2 separate regions of the Homo sapiens genome follow, and region 2 is linked to region 1. A link is an interaction called in ENCODE POLR2A ChIA-PET data of the cell type or tissue named here. Cell type or tissue: OCI-LY7. All regions are shown on one strand. Links, peaks and the distances in the headings refer to the core of each region. The heading gives the core; the rest is flanking DNA.

Region 1 (7,390 bases), core at 1,430-6,429:
TTTTTTTAGGTCTTGCTATGTTGCCCAGGCTGGGCTTGAACTCCTGGTATCAAGCAATCCTCCCGCCTCAGCCTCCCAAAGTGCTGAGATTACAGGCCTGAGCCATCATGATGGCTGGCCTTTTTATTTTTATTTTTTATAGAGACAGGGTCTCGCCATGTTACCCTGTCTAGTCTCAAACCCCTGGCCCCAAGCAATCCTCCTGCCTTGGCTTTCCAAAGTCCTGAGATTACAAGCCTGACCCACCAAACCAGGCAGAGACTCTGTCTCTTGAAAAAAAAAAGTAAACAAAATAAAGTATAAATGATTCAGGAGTTAAAATGTGCTTTATTTTGCATCTAAAAACCATGGGCATTACTTCTTTACAGTAGGCTTCCAGGAGGAAAACTCTTTTAAGGCTTTAAAAACTTTTTTGTTGGCCAGGCGTGGTGGCTCATGCCTATAATCCCAGCACTTTGGGAGGCCGAGGCAGGCGGATCACCTGAGGTCAGGAGTTTGAGACCAGCCTGACCAATATGGTGAAACCCTGTCTCTACTAAAAATGCAAAAATTAGCCAGGTGTGGTGGTGGGCGCCTGTAGTCCCAGCTACTGGAGAGGCTGAGACAGGAGAATTTCTTGAACCTGGGAGGCAGAGGTTGCAGTGAGCCAAGATTGTGCCGTAGCACTACAGGCTGGGCCACAGGTGAGACTCTGTCTCAAAACAAAACAAAACGAAAAACTTGTTTTAAATTATGTTCTATTTTAATTTCAAATTAGAAAAAGTAAAGAAAATTACAGCATAATACATCCTCATATAATCTTTGCCTGGATTCACCATTTGTTAGCATTCTACAAATTTGCATTTTTTTTCTCTCTCTTTCTGAACCATTTGAAAGTAAGTTGCAGGCATCATGACATTTCACCACTAAATAGTTCAGCGTGTTTGTCCTAAGAACAAGAACATTCTCCTGGCCATGCATGGTAGCTCACATCTGTAATCCCAGCACTTTGGGAGCTAAGGCGGGTGGATTGTTTGAGCCCAGGAGTTTGAGACTAGCCTGGGAAACATAGCAACACCCTGTCTCAATTTATTAAAAAAAAAAAAAAAAGAAAGAAAAAATTATCCTACATAACCACAATACCATATTTATGGCCAAGGCATTTAATGATCCAGTCCATTCTAGTTTCCTGAATTGTCCAAAAAAAAAAAAGTTCTTGATAGTTTTTTCTTTTCTTTTTGTCCCAATAAACTTTTTTTTTTTTTTTTTTGAGATGGAGTTTCACTCCTGTTGCCCAGGCTGGAGTGCAATGGCACGGTCTCAGCTCACTGCAACCTCTGCTTCCCAGGTTCAAGCTATTCTCCTGCCTCAGCCTCCCAAGTAACTGGGATTACAGGCATGTACCACCACGCCCGGCTAATTTTTTGTGTTTTTAGTAGAGACGGGGTTTCTCCATGTTGGTCAAGGCTGGTCTGAAACTCCCAACCTCAGGTGATTCGCCTGCCTCGGTCTCCCAAAAGTGCTGGGATTACAGGCGTGAGCCACCGCGCCTGGCCACTTTAACTTGCTTTCTATAGGAATCTTCTATCGTAGGATCATATTTTTCAACAAAAATTCATTGAACAAATTGTACAGTCAAAGCAGACTTTCCAACGCCTCCTGAGTCAAGAACGACTAGCTTATATTCACACATGATGCAAACTTGTCAAAACCTATTACCTCTCACGCTGTCACTGGGTCCCCGCAGCCAGCGTCACCCCGTGCCGCTCCCCGCGGGTCGCTACTCTGGTCGTCACGGCGGTCCTGCAGCTGCCGCCGCCGCTCGGGCTGGTTTACACGCCTGACTCTGGGAGAGGTTTGGCAATGTCCTGAACACTTTCACTGTAGTAGATGCTGATGGAATTCATGACGTGCTATCCCAAAATACAACACCTTGGCATTTGAGAAGATAGCAGAAGGAGGAGGCTCATTCTCACCTTTCCCCTTTTTTCTCCAGAAGCAGGTCATAAAGCCGAAAAGGACATTTCTGCCTTTCTCTGAAGCAGGTCATAAGTCCCTCATTAGAGAAGTATTCTCCCTATACCTGAAGAAAAGGAACATCCTTATCTATGAAGACACAGGAACTCAGAGAAGAATCTGAACAAACAGGCCTTGCAAAATGCCCTCCAGCTTCCTGCCATTAGATCATACCTCCTTTTTCCGGCCATACTTCTCCATAACTATCCACTTCTTCATCAGATCTAGCATAAAAACATTTCTGTTTAACTGTTGCTTCGGTTCTTCATTTCCTTATGAAGGCTCCGCATCACGTAAAACTTACGTTAAATAAATGTGTATGCTTTTCTCTTGTTAATCTATTTTTTGTTACGGGGTCTCAGTCATGAACCTTAGGTAGGAAGGAAAATAGTTCTTTCACCCTGCAGTACCGTGGATCAAAAAGAAAAAAAACACACACACATAGTCTCAGTCATGTTTTATTTGTTTTTGTTTGTTTGTTTGTTTTGAGACGGAGTTTTGCTCTTGTCCCCCAGGCTGGAGTGCAATGGCACGATCTTGGCTCACTGCAACCTCCGCCTCCCAGGTTCAAGCGATTCTCCTGCCTCAGCCTCCCAAGTAGCTGGGACTACAGGCGTCCACCACCACACCCAGCTAATTTTTGTATTTTTAGTAGAGACAGGGTTGCACCATGTTGGCCAGGCTGGTCTCTAGTTCCTGACCTCACATGATCTACCCATCTCAGCCTCCCAAAGTGCTGGGATTACAGGCGTGAGCCATGGTGCCCGGCCTCAGTCACATTTTATTTTAAAGGAACAATTATATCATAATGCTTTTCAAAAATAGAGGTACAAGGCCAGGCGTGGTGGCTCACGCCTGTAAACCCAGCACTTTAGGAGGCTGAGGAGGGTGGATCACGAGGTCAGGAGATCAAGACTATCCTGGCCAACATGGTGAAACCCCGTCTCTACTAAAAATACAAAAATTAGCTGGGCGTGGTGGTGCACGCCTATAGTCCCAGCTACTCGGGAGGCTGAGGCAGGAGAATCACTTGAATCCGGGAGACGGAGGTTGCGGTGAGCTGAGATCATGCTGCTGCACTCCAGCCTGGCAGAAAAGCGAGACTCTGTCACAAAATAAATAAATAAATAAATAAAAATAGAGGTACAGGCCTGGCGCAGTGGCTCATGCCTGTAATCCCAGCACTTTAGGAGGCCAAGGCAGGTGGATCACTTGAGGTGAGGAGTTCGAGACCAGCCTGGGCAACAAGGCGAAACCCTGTCTCTACAAAAACTACCAAAAAATTAGCCGGACATGGTGGCACACTCCTGTGGTCCCAGCTACTCAGAAAGCTAAGGTGGGAGGATCACCTGAGGTTTCAATGAGCTGGTATCATGCCACTACACTCCAGCCTGGGCAACAGAGCAAGACTCTGTCTCAAAAAAAAAAAAATACAATATGCTATGAGGAAGCATAGGAGGGAAACTACAGGGTAGCCTCAAAAGTTTCACATCAGAAGTAATATTTGTGCTGAGTCTTAAAAAACAAGTAGAAGTGTGTCAATCCTATCTCTAACTTTCAATCTCTAAAAGAGAAGCAAAATGCAAAAACAAATCTCTATTGCAGATGGAGATTCAGAACTTTGTAAAAAAAAAAAATTTCTTTCAGTTTATTACCTCCTTGATCTTTTCTGCTTAGGATATTGACCTAACACTGAGTGGCTTAGTAAATATAAATTTAATACTTGATAAGCCTTACTCCTTAATATTTTCTTGTTTCAGTGAACAAGGTTCCTTTTCTTCAGGAACATTAGATTTTCTTCCCCCTGTGTGTGGCTCAATATTAATTTCCCATCCCCTTATCTGTGTGCCTGCCAAAAATGGAGACTACAGAGATTGGAAATACATTCTGAGCTCCTGCGTGAATTTCCTGAATTATTTCCTTATTCCTGAGGAAGGATCTCCAAGAAGGTGAAGAGAAGCAGCCAAAAATTATTTTAATTCAAACCAGCAGTGGTTGTCTTTGTACAGTGACGGCTTCCTAGATCACATGGTAAAGTAAGTCTTAGACATACTCTGTCCTTGCTCTGCCCACATCCTCTGCTTCATGGACTGTGCCTGACAGTTTCATTTTTGCTTTCAACCATTCCTATAAAATTCTAGAAAACACGATTTCGAGCAGGGATGCCAAATTTTGAACCTGACTAGTAGATAAATCCAATCCTCAAAAAAATGAATGCAAAGTATAGCACGAAGGCATGCAAAAATTTGGTTCTTACTTTTTCTGCTATTTACTCTCAAATCTTTTTTTTAAATAATGGAAATACAACATGTAAACATTTTTTTTTTTTTTTAGACAGAGTCTTACTCTGTCACCCAGGCTGGAGTGCAGTGGCGCGATCTCGGCTCACTGCAACCTCTGCCTCCTGGGTTCAAGCGATTATCCTGCCTCAGCCTCCCGAGTAGCTGGGACTACTGGTGTGTGCCACCACACTCGGCTAATTTTTGTATTTTTAGTAAGATGGAGTTTCACCTAGTTGGCCAGGCTGGTCTCGAACTCCTGACCAGCCTTGGCCTCCCAAAGTGGTGGGATTACAGGCGTGAGCCACCGTGCCCAGCCTGCATGTAAATAAATTTAAAATATTCTTTTTTTTTTTTTGAGACTGAGTCTCGCTTTGTTGCCCAGGCTGGAGTGCAGTGGCACAGTCTCGGCTCACTGCAACCTCCTTGTCCTGGATTCAAGTGATTCTCCTGCCTCAGCCTCCCCAGTAGCTGGGATTACAGGTGCCCATCACCAGGCCTGGCCAATTTTTTGTATTTTTAGTAGAGAAGGGGTTTCACCATGTTGGCCAGGCTAGTCTTGACCTCCTGACCTCGTGATTTGCCCACTGCAGCCTCCCAAAGTGCTGGGATTACAGGCGTGAGCCACTATGCCCAGCCTAAAATATTCTTAAAAAAAAAAAAAAAAAAAATCTGTGCTCGCTTCTGCAGCACATATGCTAAAATTAAAAAAAAAAAAAATCTAGACCTACAGATTTTTTGGAGGCAAGATCTCACTCTGCCACCCAGGCTAGAGTGCAGTGATGCAATCATAGCTCACTGCAACCTCAAACTCCTGGGCTCAAGGGATCTTCCCACCTCAGCCTCTTGAGTAGCTGGGAATAAAGGCACACATCACCATGCCAAGGTCACGCCACTGCACTCCAGCCTGGGTGACAGAGGGAGACTCTGTCTCAAAAGAAAAAAAAAGCCTCTTTATATTTTTATTTCATCCTTAAAAATGTCTATATATTGCATAATGTATGTTATATATTAATACAGTAAATACATATATAATGTATAAATAAATAACATGCAAAAAAAAGTTTGAATACCACTCATTTAAAATTGGTACCCTTTGATTTCATATGTTTTGTTCATATTTTGAGAAGGCTGTAGGATAAATTTTCAAAGGGAACAAACTGAAATGCATAGCTAGATATAAGTTGTTTAATTATTGCATTTGGACTGTTGACCTTTGCAATACTCATTGTATACTAAAAATCAAGTTAAAATAAAGTCTTGTTTAATTTTTATAGATTGTAAAAATAATTAAGAGAATTTGAAAATGACATAAATATAAAATAAAGGCAAAATATCATGGGACTGCCAGGCATGGTGGCTCACACTTGTAATCCCAGCATTTTGCGAGGGCGAGGCAGGCGGATCACTTGAGCTTGGGAGTTCGAGACCAGCCTGGGCAACATGGTGAAACCCCATCTCTACAAAAAATACAAAAATTGGCTGGACGTGGTGGAATGTGCTTGTGGTCCCAGCTACTTAGGGGGCTGAGGTGGGAGGATATCTTGAGCCTGGGAGTTCGAGGCTGCAGTGAGCTGTAATTGAAACACTGTACTGCAGCCTGGGTGACAGAGCCAGATTCTGTCTAAAAAAAAAAAAAAAAAAAAAAAGCGAGACAACTGTTATCATTTTATGTATCTTCTTCTAGTCTTTTTTTTTTTTTGCCAAAGGATCCTCTTTCCAGAAGGTCTGAAGGCACAATGAATAAAACCATGGAGTTACTACAACTATATCATTTCCACCAGTGCCCTTAAGCTGTTGTCTAGAATTTCTATTTATAGAAAAAAAGTTAGCCTTTCTGTGTAAGCAACAGAAAGAGGGATACATCAAAAGCCAGGTAGGGGTGCAGAGTAAGGAAAGGCTGGAATTATAAGCTAAACTAAACCAACAAAGTCAGTAAAAGAAAATAAAAGAAAACATCCAAAACAAAGAGGTGCTATCAATAGCAGTCACTGTAAAAACATGTCAAACAAAATAATCAGCTTATGCTATAAAGAATAAAAGAGACTGAAAGCATTCTTTGAAACATGAAACAACTATTTTCACTACTCTAATCCTTCTTCAATCCATGTATTCCTTTCTTTGGTCATTTGCCCTAAATTACTGAAAACAAATATTTGACAAGAGACAGCTAACTGAAGAGAATTAATCCTTTTTAGCTTTAGGTTAAACTAAGAGGAGGCTAGTCCATTTAACAGCATTTAGTGGACAAATCTTTGAATAGGTTTAGGGTTCAATTAATATCTGAGCCTAATTATTATTATTATTATTATTATTATTATTATTTTTAAGGTGGAGTCTCACTCTGTTGCCCAGGCTGGAATGCAGTGGTGCAATCTCAGCTCGCTGCAACCTCCTCCTCCCGGATTCAAGCAATTCCCTTGCCTCAGCCTCCCGAGTAGCTGGGACTACAGGCGTGTGCCACCATGCCTGACTAATTTTTGTATTTTTAGTAGAGATGGGGTTTCACCATGTTGGTCAGGCTGGTCTCAAACTCCTGACATCAAGTGATCCACTCGCCTCGGCCTCCCAAAGTGCTGGGATTATGGGCATGAGCCACCGTACCCAGCCTCCTCATTATTTTTCATATGCATGAGGATACAATCTTACTCCAATAAAAGTTAAGTTCTCTGAACAAGCATGACTAAAAAAGTGTTTCTTTTAATCCACTAGCAGTAAAACTCACTGTTCAGACACATGACTAAAATTTTTATCCTTTATAAAATTTCCAGCATTTCCAATGTTTGTATAGTTCAACAATATCCAAAACTTTCCAATTCATAATGTTCAATAAATGTGAAATACTATTAGAAAATCTTTAAAATTATGGCTTACTTTCACTCAAATGTAACTGTATATATAACAAAACGGATAAAAGTAAAAGGAGGTCTTCACTTGCCAAGGTTCTTTGTTAACTGCATCAGGAATGTTTTTAATAACTCTTTTAATAATAGACTCAGGATGGTAAGAATATTGCAATAGTAGTTGGTACCTTTAACTGTGTATCTATTTAAATTTACTGGCCAAAAATGTGTAAATGTAACATAATACAGACTTTAAGCCATACTTCTCAAATT
Region 2 (7,390 bases), core at 1,428-6,427, 480 kb before region 1:
GGTGGTGACAGAGGGCGTGGGTCATGGCCAGAGGTTCCTTTCCTCAAAGCAAACAAGCAAACGCCACATACGGCTCCCCAAAGCCAGGACTTCTTCCCTTTGGTCAGTATTCTGGGACTTCTATTAGCACATTAGATTTTTCTCATTTATTTGCCTTCAGTCAAGGAAAGCTTATGTTTTCATCCTTTGAACAAATCAGACGTGGCAAATCTTGAAGGAGAGGTGGCTGTCCCCCACCACTGTGCTGCTCAGAATGTCACCAGGTGGGCTGGTGAGAGGAGCACACAGCTGTTCCCAGCTGATAAAGGGGAGAGAAGATTGTGTCCTTGATTTTATTTCACTTTCTTTGGTATGTGTGAGGCATGGTGCCAAGATCTTGGTTTTTTTTGTTTTTTTTTTTTAAACTATACTTCTTCCGTTTCATCAAAAGTAATTTAATTTTGTTTTACAGTGAATCCTAACTGATGTTTTTACTTTTGGGGGATGGAGAGGGTGCTATATTTTTGTGGTTTTCTGTGCCTGACTGGGCAGAGCTTTGGATCTTGTCCCTTGCCCCATGCTGCCCAGGGCCTGCCACTTAGCAAGTACTCTGTAGATATGTATTTGATGAGCAAGGGCCTGAGCATGGATGTCTGAGGTGCAGGCACGCACTGCTGACTGGAGAGCCAGGCAGCAGCATGGGTATTCTTCAGCACAGTTCTTTTCTGGGAGGGTATTTCTTTTCTATGTGATCAATGAGAACAGGAGTCTCCAGGATAATTTTATGTAAGTCAGTCTTTTTGTATATACACTGCCCCCCTACCCCACCATATGTAAAATGGATTTCGCATATGCCTTTCCACAACTGCAGTGCCTCACCTCCCCAAACCGCTGTGGCTGATGGACTCTGGGCCCCAGGTGGAGCTGTGCTGCCCCTACAGCCTGCAGAAGGCCCAGGGTCTGGCCTTGGCAATGACTGTGGTTCGTGAAGTGGGTAACACAATGACACATACGTGTTCTCTGAGGGGAAACTTCGTTGCACACAGCCCAGGGAATTTATGTTATTGTAACTTTGGTTCTGAGGCGTTCTTTTATTATTATTATTACTATTATTTTTAGTAACAGCTTTATTGTGATATAATTCATTTACCATATAATTTATCCATATTAAGTATACAGTTCAATGTTTTTAGTTTATTCACGGTATGTGGTGCAACCATCACCACCATCAATTTTAGAACATTTTCATCACCTGAAAAGAAACCCCATGCTTCTTAGCCATCATTTCCCACTCCCTATCCCACCCACAGCCCTAGGCAACCACTAATTTGCTTTTCTGACTCTATGGATTTGCCTATTCTAGACATTTTATTATAAATGGAATCATACAACATGTGGTCCTTTGTGTCTGGCTTATTTTGCTTAGCCTGATGTTTTCAAGGTTCATCTGTATCAGTACCTCATTCCTTTTCGTAGCTGAATACTATTCCACTGTATGGATAGACCACATTTTGTTGAGCCATTCGTCAGTTAGTGGACATTCCACTTTTAGGCTGAGTTATGCTGCTATGAACATTTGTTTATAATCTGAGGATTTGTTTTTATATTTTCAATCTTTGTCACTTTGAACTGAGACATGTACAGGCACACAATTTTGGCTCCTTTTGGAATTCCCAGACATAGTATTGCTTGATGGCAGCGGAAGTCCATGGAGCACATGTCATGCAGCTGAACACACTACGGGGTAGTTAAAAGGAAGTACTTGTTTATGCAGATGGGGTTAATTTTAGGGAAAGTAAGCTTGAAATAATTTTCTCTGTACTTTTGATAATTTTCTGTGTGTACCTAAAACATACATTAGCATGCATATTTACCATTTCAAATATGATGTGTGTTTGGCTAAAAAAAATAAGGGTCTGGCCGGGCACAGTGGCTCACGCTTGTAATCCCAGCACTTTGGGAGGCTGAGGCAGGCGGATTGCGAGGTCAGGAGTTTGAGACCAGCCTGGCCAGCATGGTGAAACACTGTCTCTACTGAAAATACAAAAAATTTGCTGGGCATGGTGGCGCATGCCTGTAATCCCAGCTACTAAGGAGGCTGAGGCAGGAGAATTGCTTGAAACCGGGAGGCGGAGGTTGCAGTGAGCTGAGATTGTACCACTGCACTCCAGGCTGGGTGACAGAGTGAGACTCTGTCTCAAGAAAAGAAAAAAAAAAAAAGGTCTGTGCCCTCAAAGCACTCATGTCCAGTCTTGCTGAGGGCAGAAGGGTGGCTGTGGGGTGTGTGTGGGGACAAGGCAGACATCCAGCATGTGGGGCAACATGGTGTCTCTGCTGAGGATGAACAGGGCACTGTCAGAGTATCAGGGGACACCTCAGACCAGACTTAGGGTGGGATGGTAGGGAGGTTGGGGGAAGCTTCCAGAAGGAATTTCTGACCAGGTTGGAATCTACAGGAGGAATGGGTATAAATGAGCAAAAGAATCAGGGTAGAGAAAGAGGAAGGAGAGAGTTTCCAAGCAGCAAGTTGAGCATGTTCGGAGCACCACACATTCAGGGAGTTGAGAGGGGGACTCAAGGCGAGGTGTGGTGGGAACTGCAGATGAGAGAAGCGGGGAGGGCCCTGGTACCTCTGATAGCTGCACCAGGTGGTTTGGACTCTATCCTATGAGCTGGGAAGTCATTAAACGGAGCCCCATGAGCAGATCTGCTTTTTGGCCTCTCAGAAGGGGACACACGGGGCCAAGGGTGGGGTCTTGTTTCCCCTGCGGTGGGAGGGCAAGTCATCTCTGGGGCGACAGTGGGAGGTTTGAGGCTGTGGGGGGATTCTGGAAGAACCAATGTGGAGAACAAAGTGAGCACAGGGATTGGAGAAGCAGCTTCAGGGCTATTGAAAAGATGAATATTTTAAATTCGTATCATCAGACATTATGGAGGTCCCTAGGGATGTGGCAAAGCACTACACTTACGTAATTGTGCTTCAGAATGTCCCTTGCCTTACCTGAGTTAAACTTAGTTGAATTGAGCTGCCTTAATTGAACTGAAAGTGCCAATAAAAATAGAGAACAAAAACTGCCAAAACAAATTCTGTGGTTGCTGGAGCACCAGCCATCATCAGTCTCATGACAGCCAAGACTCAGCAGCTCCCTGGTTGATTTCACATATTTATTCTTGCTTTGAAATGGAAAGCCTGGAAGAGAAGCTAATTATTAAAGGGAATCAAGGAGTCAGGCAGGGGTCGGGGGGAGGAGATTTATCTGAGCTGTTACTTTGCTGCCATTGGGATGCCACAGTATCTCAATCCTAGAGTTGGAGGGGAGTTAAACACAGGGCAGGGCAGGATGGGGGAGGCAGCCTACCCAGGACGTGGCTGTGGGGACCTAAGCAGATGTGTTCCTGCATGCGTTGCTCAGTGAGGAACTGAGGCTCAGAGAGCTCCAGATGGTGGCTAGAAAGTAGGTCTGTCTGACTCCAAATCAGTGGTCTTCCTGCCCCAGCCAGGTGCCACTCAAGCGAGATGCAGAGGTGGTAGCAGGGGCCCTGCCATGGCTGGCTGCGGCACGTGGTACACACAAGGAGGTGGCAGAGGAGGCTTCATCACATTGGCCATTCCTTTGTTTATTAAACTCCCTTTAGATGGGGAGCCCTCCGTGGGGCTAAAAGTAGAATTAATCTCACTTTCTGACCATCTCTGTATCTGTTGCTGCAGATGAGAAACACCACGTAATGATTTCGGGAGACTAGATATACTCGCCACGGCAAGGCCACAATTATGGGCCTGGTGGACACTTCAGGTGGCAATTTAGTCTGTCTGCATTAGGCCAGGCTTCTCTTCTAGCTCTGTGACGGGGCTGGCTCTCAGGGAAGATCCCCTGGGGGAGGTAAGACCATGCTTATAAGCTCCTGCCACACATGCAGCTGTCAAAGCAACCCAGATCACCTCGGAGCAGGCGCACGGAACAGCTGAGCACACGACTTCTGCTCCTTTGCTCAGAGCAATGACTTCTGGCTTTTATTCTTTGTCCAGGTATGTACCCTCTGGTCACAGCGACCCAGGATGCTGACAGCAGCCGGAAGCTGGCTCACTTGCTGAACGCCGTGACCGATGCTTTGGTTTGGGTGATTGCCAAGAGCGGCATCTCCTCCCAGCAGCAATCCATGCGCCTGGCTAACCTCCTGATGCTCCTGTCCCACGTCAGGCATGCGAGGTACGCGCCCTAAGGAGCTGCTCTGCTTGGGCTTGGGATGGGATTATGTGCTCCACGGAGGGTGAAGTGATTTGGGAAAAGTGTCTGCAAGTTAAGGAAAATGAATGCCTGAAAGGGAATGGGGAATTTGTCAGTTCACACACCTGTAAGCAAAGATGGGCACAGAGTGGGCATGGAAGGAATGTCATGTGGTATCTTACAGGCTCTGCATGGCAGCCAGTGGTGGCTCATGGGTTTTTCAATTGCTGGGGTTTATAGCCTGTTTATGGAGTCCTAAAAGGGGCAGTTCCTCCCCTAACACGAACTGCCACCCCTGTTTACACCACCCAGGGCTGAGGCCCTGAGGCCACTTTTTGTGGAGAGGCTAAGACCCGCTCCCCTAGATGGCCCCTCGAGCTGGTGATGCGAAGAAGTGCACAAATGCTTCCCTAAGAGTTGTTCTTTCGGTGGCATCAGGAAATTAAGGATAAGACTTAAGAGAAGTGGTGGACCCAGCAGATTTAGGAAGGCAGGGCTGTAGGTAGGGCATGTTTCTGATCAGGAAACGTAATTGTGTGTGCTGATGAAGAGGGTGTGCAGTGGTGGCTACTGTTGGTACAATGATGCTCAGTGCTTGGTGTCACCCACGATGAGGGTAGCCTTGCCCTGGAGCTGGAGGAGGGGAGGGGAGGGTGGAAGGTAATTAACTGGTCACTGAGGAGGCAAGTCTAGAGGCTGTGGAGAAGGACAATATACACCTCGAGAATCTTAAGTGAGATGAAGACCTCTGCCTTTCCCCTTTAATGATTGCTCAGCACATAGCCATTTGCAGAACAGATCCTGTGTTTGTAGATTCCTTCATTGTGAATTTATCTGCTTGCTAAAATTTATTTGTAACCCCAAAATCAATATTTGTGGTGTTTTTGAGGTCATGAACAGAGTGGCAGAAATTTTGAGTTGCCCTTTATGTACAGTCCCAGCTGAGATGGAACAAGCAGCTGCTCTCATACTGTCAACAAGTGTCCTTTACTTGGTCTACTTAGTGCCATGGTTTTACATTTTTGTGCTTTTGGTGACTTCACTGTTTAAAATGCCCCCCTGGTGTGGTGCTGAAGACCTGTCTAGTGTTCCTCGGTGTGAAAAAGCTGTGATGTGCCTTATGGAGAAAGTATGTGTTAAGCTTTGCTCGGGTGTGAGTTATAGTGCTGCTGGCCATGAGTTCAATGTTAATGAGTCAATGGTATTTATCACATAAGGCATCTTTAGAAAGAAACACACATAAAACAAGGTTTTGTATTGATCAGCTGATGAAGATGTGGCCAGAGGCTTGCAGGAACCTAACCCTGTATTTCCCCTATGAGTGAGGATTCAGTGTTCACAGTGACTTTACGGAACATAATTACCGCAAACAATGAGGATTGATTGTCCTATGTGTCAGGCCATTGTAGGTGTGTGGTGGGACACAGAGGCTGACAAGACATCGTCCTTGCCCTTGAGCCTAAATTATCAGGGGGAGCTGGATGCACGAGCCATGGATAAATGGGCTGGGGGAAGAGTGGGTTTAGGGGTGGGGTAGACTGGCTCTGAGCAAAGAGAGCCGGGGAAGGCTTCGGGGTTCCTGTGGCTGCCTCGGAGGAGGGAATCTCAGCACCTTTTTGTCCCCATAGTAACAAGGGCATGGAACATCTGCTCAACATGAAGTGCAAAAATGTGGTCCCAGTGTATGACCTGCTGCTGGAGATGCTGAATGCCCACGTGCTTCGCGGGTGCAAGTCCTCCATCACGGGGTCCGAGTGCAGCCCGGCAGAGGACAGTAAAAGCAAAGAGGGCTCCCAGAACCCACAGTCTCAGTGACGCCTGGCCCTGAGGTGAACTGGCCCACAGAGGTCACAGGCTGAAGCGTGAACTCCAGTGTGTCAGGAGCCTGGGCTTCATCTTTCTGCTGTGTGGTCCCTCATTTGGTGATGGCAGGCTTGGTCATGTACCATCCTTCCCTCCACCTTCCCAACTCTCAGGAGTCGGTGTGAGGAAGCCATAGTTTCCCTTGTTAGCAGAGGGCACATTTGAATGCAGCGTTTCCACACTCAATGGCCTCATAGGATCTCAGTGTGGTCTTTCTTACTTTCCTTCTTCCTTCCTCCCCTTTGTGAAACATCTTAAAGGTTTTGGAATGAATGGTGGAAATCTGACTTGGAAGGGCTGCGAATCAGAAAGGGGAGAGGAAGTGACACGCTTACAGAAGTGGGCTAACCCTTCTTGTGTGGCACACACTACCCTTCCCTCTGAGAGTTGACCTTTGCTGTTTTCCGGACCACTCCATTGTAAGATTGAAAACCCCTGTGGCAATTGCGTACTTACCTCCCAGGCCTGTGGGGACTGATCATATCATATGATGCTTATTCTGTCAAAGGCCAGAGGGACTGTGGTTAAGCTGGGATGTGAGTCATGTTCTCTCCCTGACCTTGCTGCCAGCTGCACACAGATTTGTCCCTCTCGATTTGTATTCACAGAGCCTGCCAATAATTTGGGGTATGTGTGTATGAGCGTGTGATCATTTTCATGCAGGACTGTGGGAGATACAAATCTCGCTGCTTCTGGAGCTGCTCTTCCTTAAACCTGTTGTCCCATGGGGCCAGCGTGGGTGCTGGAGAAAGGCCGTGTTTGCAGGAATGGGGTTCTCTCCTGTGGGTGTGGGTGACAGCCACAGTGTTTCCCTGGGGCAATGTGGATGCAGTTTCCATCTTGTACAACCTCATAAGTAGCAGCCACAATTGCCCCATCAGTCACCACAAGTAGTCAGGGATACTTTGGGCTGTGGATGTGTGCAGTGTGCTGTTTTATGGATGGATGAGTAGCTATGCACCCCAGTGTGTCAGCTCTGGGGCCACACTGTATAGCCTTGATGAGTACGCCCCTTGAACAAGACCCAGTTTGTGAACTCTCCTTAAAGAGAAATATTTAGGGATAATTATTTATAGCAAGAAAGAATTCTTTTACACTTGAGAGCTCTTTTAAAAATATTTTCTTATTGGAAAATTTATATGGTGGGCAGGGTGAAAAAGAAACAGTAAAAATATTAGTTCTTATTCCAAGTGGAACATAAATAGGACATGAAGAAGGGCACCTCTGAAATGACAACTTTAACTCACCTTTTAAAAGATGTGAAATTTCCAGTTTTGGATACACGGTGAATATGTAAAATGAGTAACAGCATACTATGGAAG

Evidence for each region. ChIA-PET counts read pairs that join two places held together with the same protein. Peaks named below come from ENCODE experiments on the same cell type or tissue, not always from the same donor. Only the 100,000 strongest peaks of a DNase experiment are listed, where the experiment ranks them.
Region 2: POLR2A ChIA-PET joins it to region 1 with 15 read pairs; 3 of 35 experiments call an interaction of 5 or more read pairs at or near these places.

Annotation. Positions count from the first base shown.
Region 1 is chr14:63,756,295-63,763,684 of GRCh38, reverse strand. It overlaps a transcript of SYNE2 not described here. Among named protein-coding and RNA genes, the nearest start is that of SGPP1, 32 kb to the right of the region's middle. In OCI-LY7, for the core only: no CTCF peak of the experiment used is centred there; a DNase peak (open chromatin) is centred at 4,044; H3K4me3 peaks cover 534 bases.
Region 2 is chr14:64,231,767-64,239,156 of GRCh38, reverse strand. ESR2 (estrogen receptor 2) reads left to right here. Exons shown (of 9, transcript NM_001437.3): 8 at 4,007-4,187; 9 at 5,834-7,390. The coding sequence ends at 6,020. It overlaps LOC124903328 (a long non-coding RNA gene), which reads right to left. Exons shown (of 2, transcript XR_007064205.1): 2 at 3,970-4,295. Among named protein-coding and RNA genes, the nearest start is that of ESR2, 59 kb to the left of the region's middle. RefSeq lists enhancers at 3,044-3,313, 3,954-4,013, 6,677-6,746. In OCI-LY7, for the core only: no CTCF peak of the experiment used is centred there; DNase peaks (open chromatin) are centred at 2,676, 2,996, 3,426, 4,036 and 3 weaker places; H3K4me3 peaks cover 5,000 bases; H3K27ac peaks cover 5,000 bases.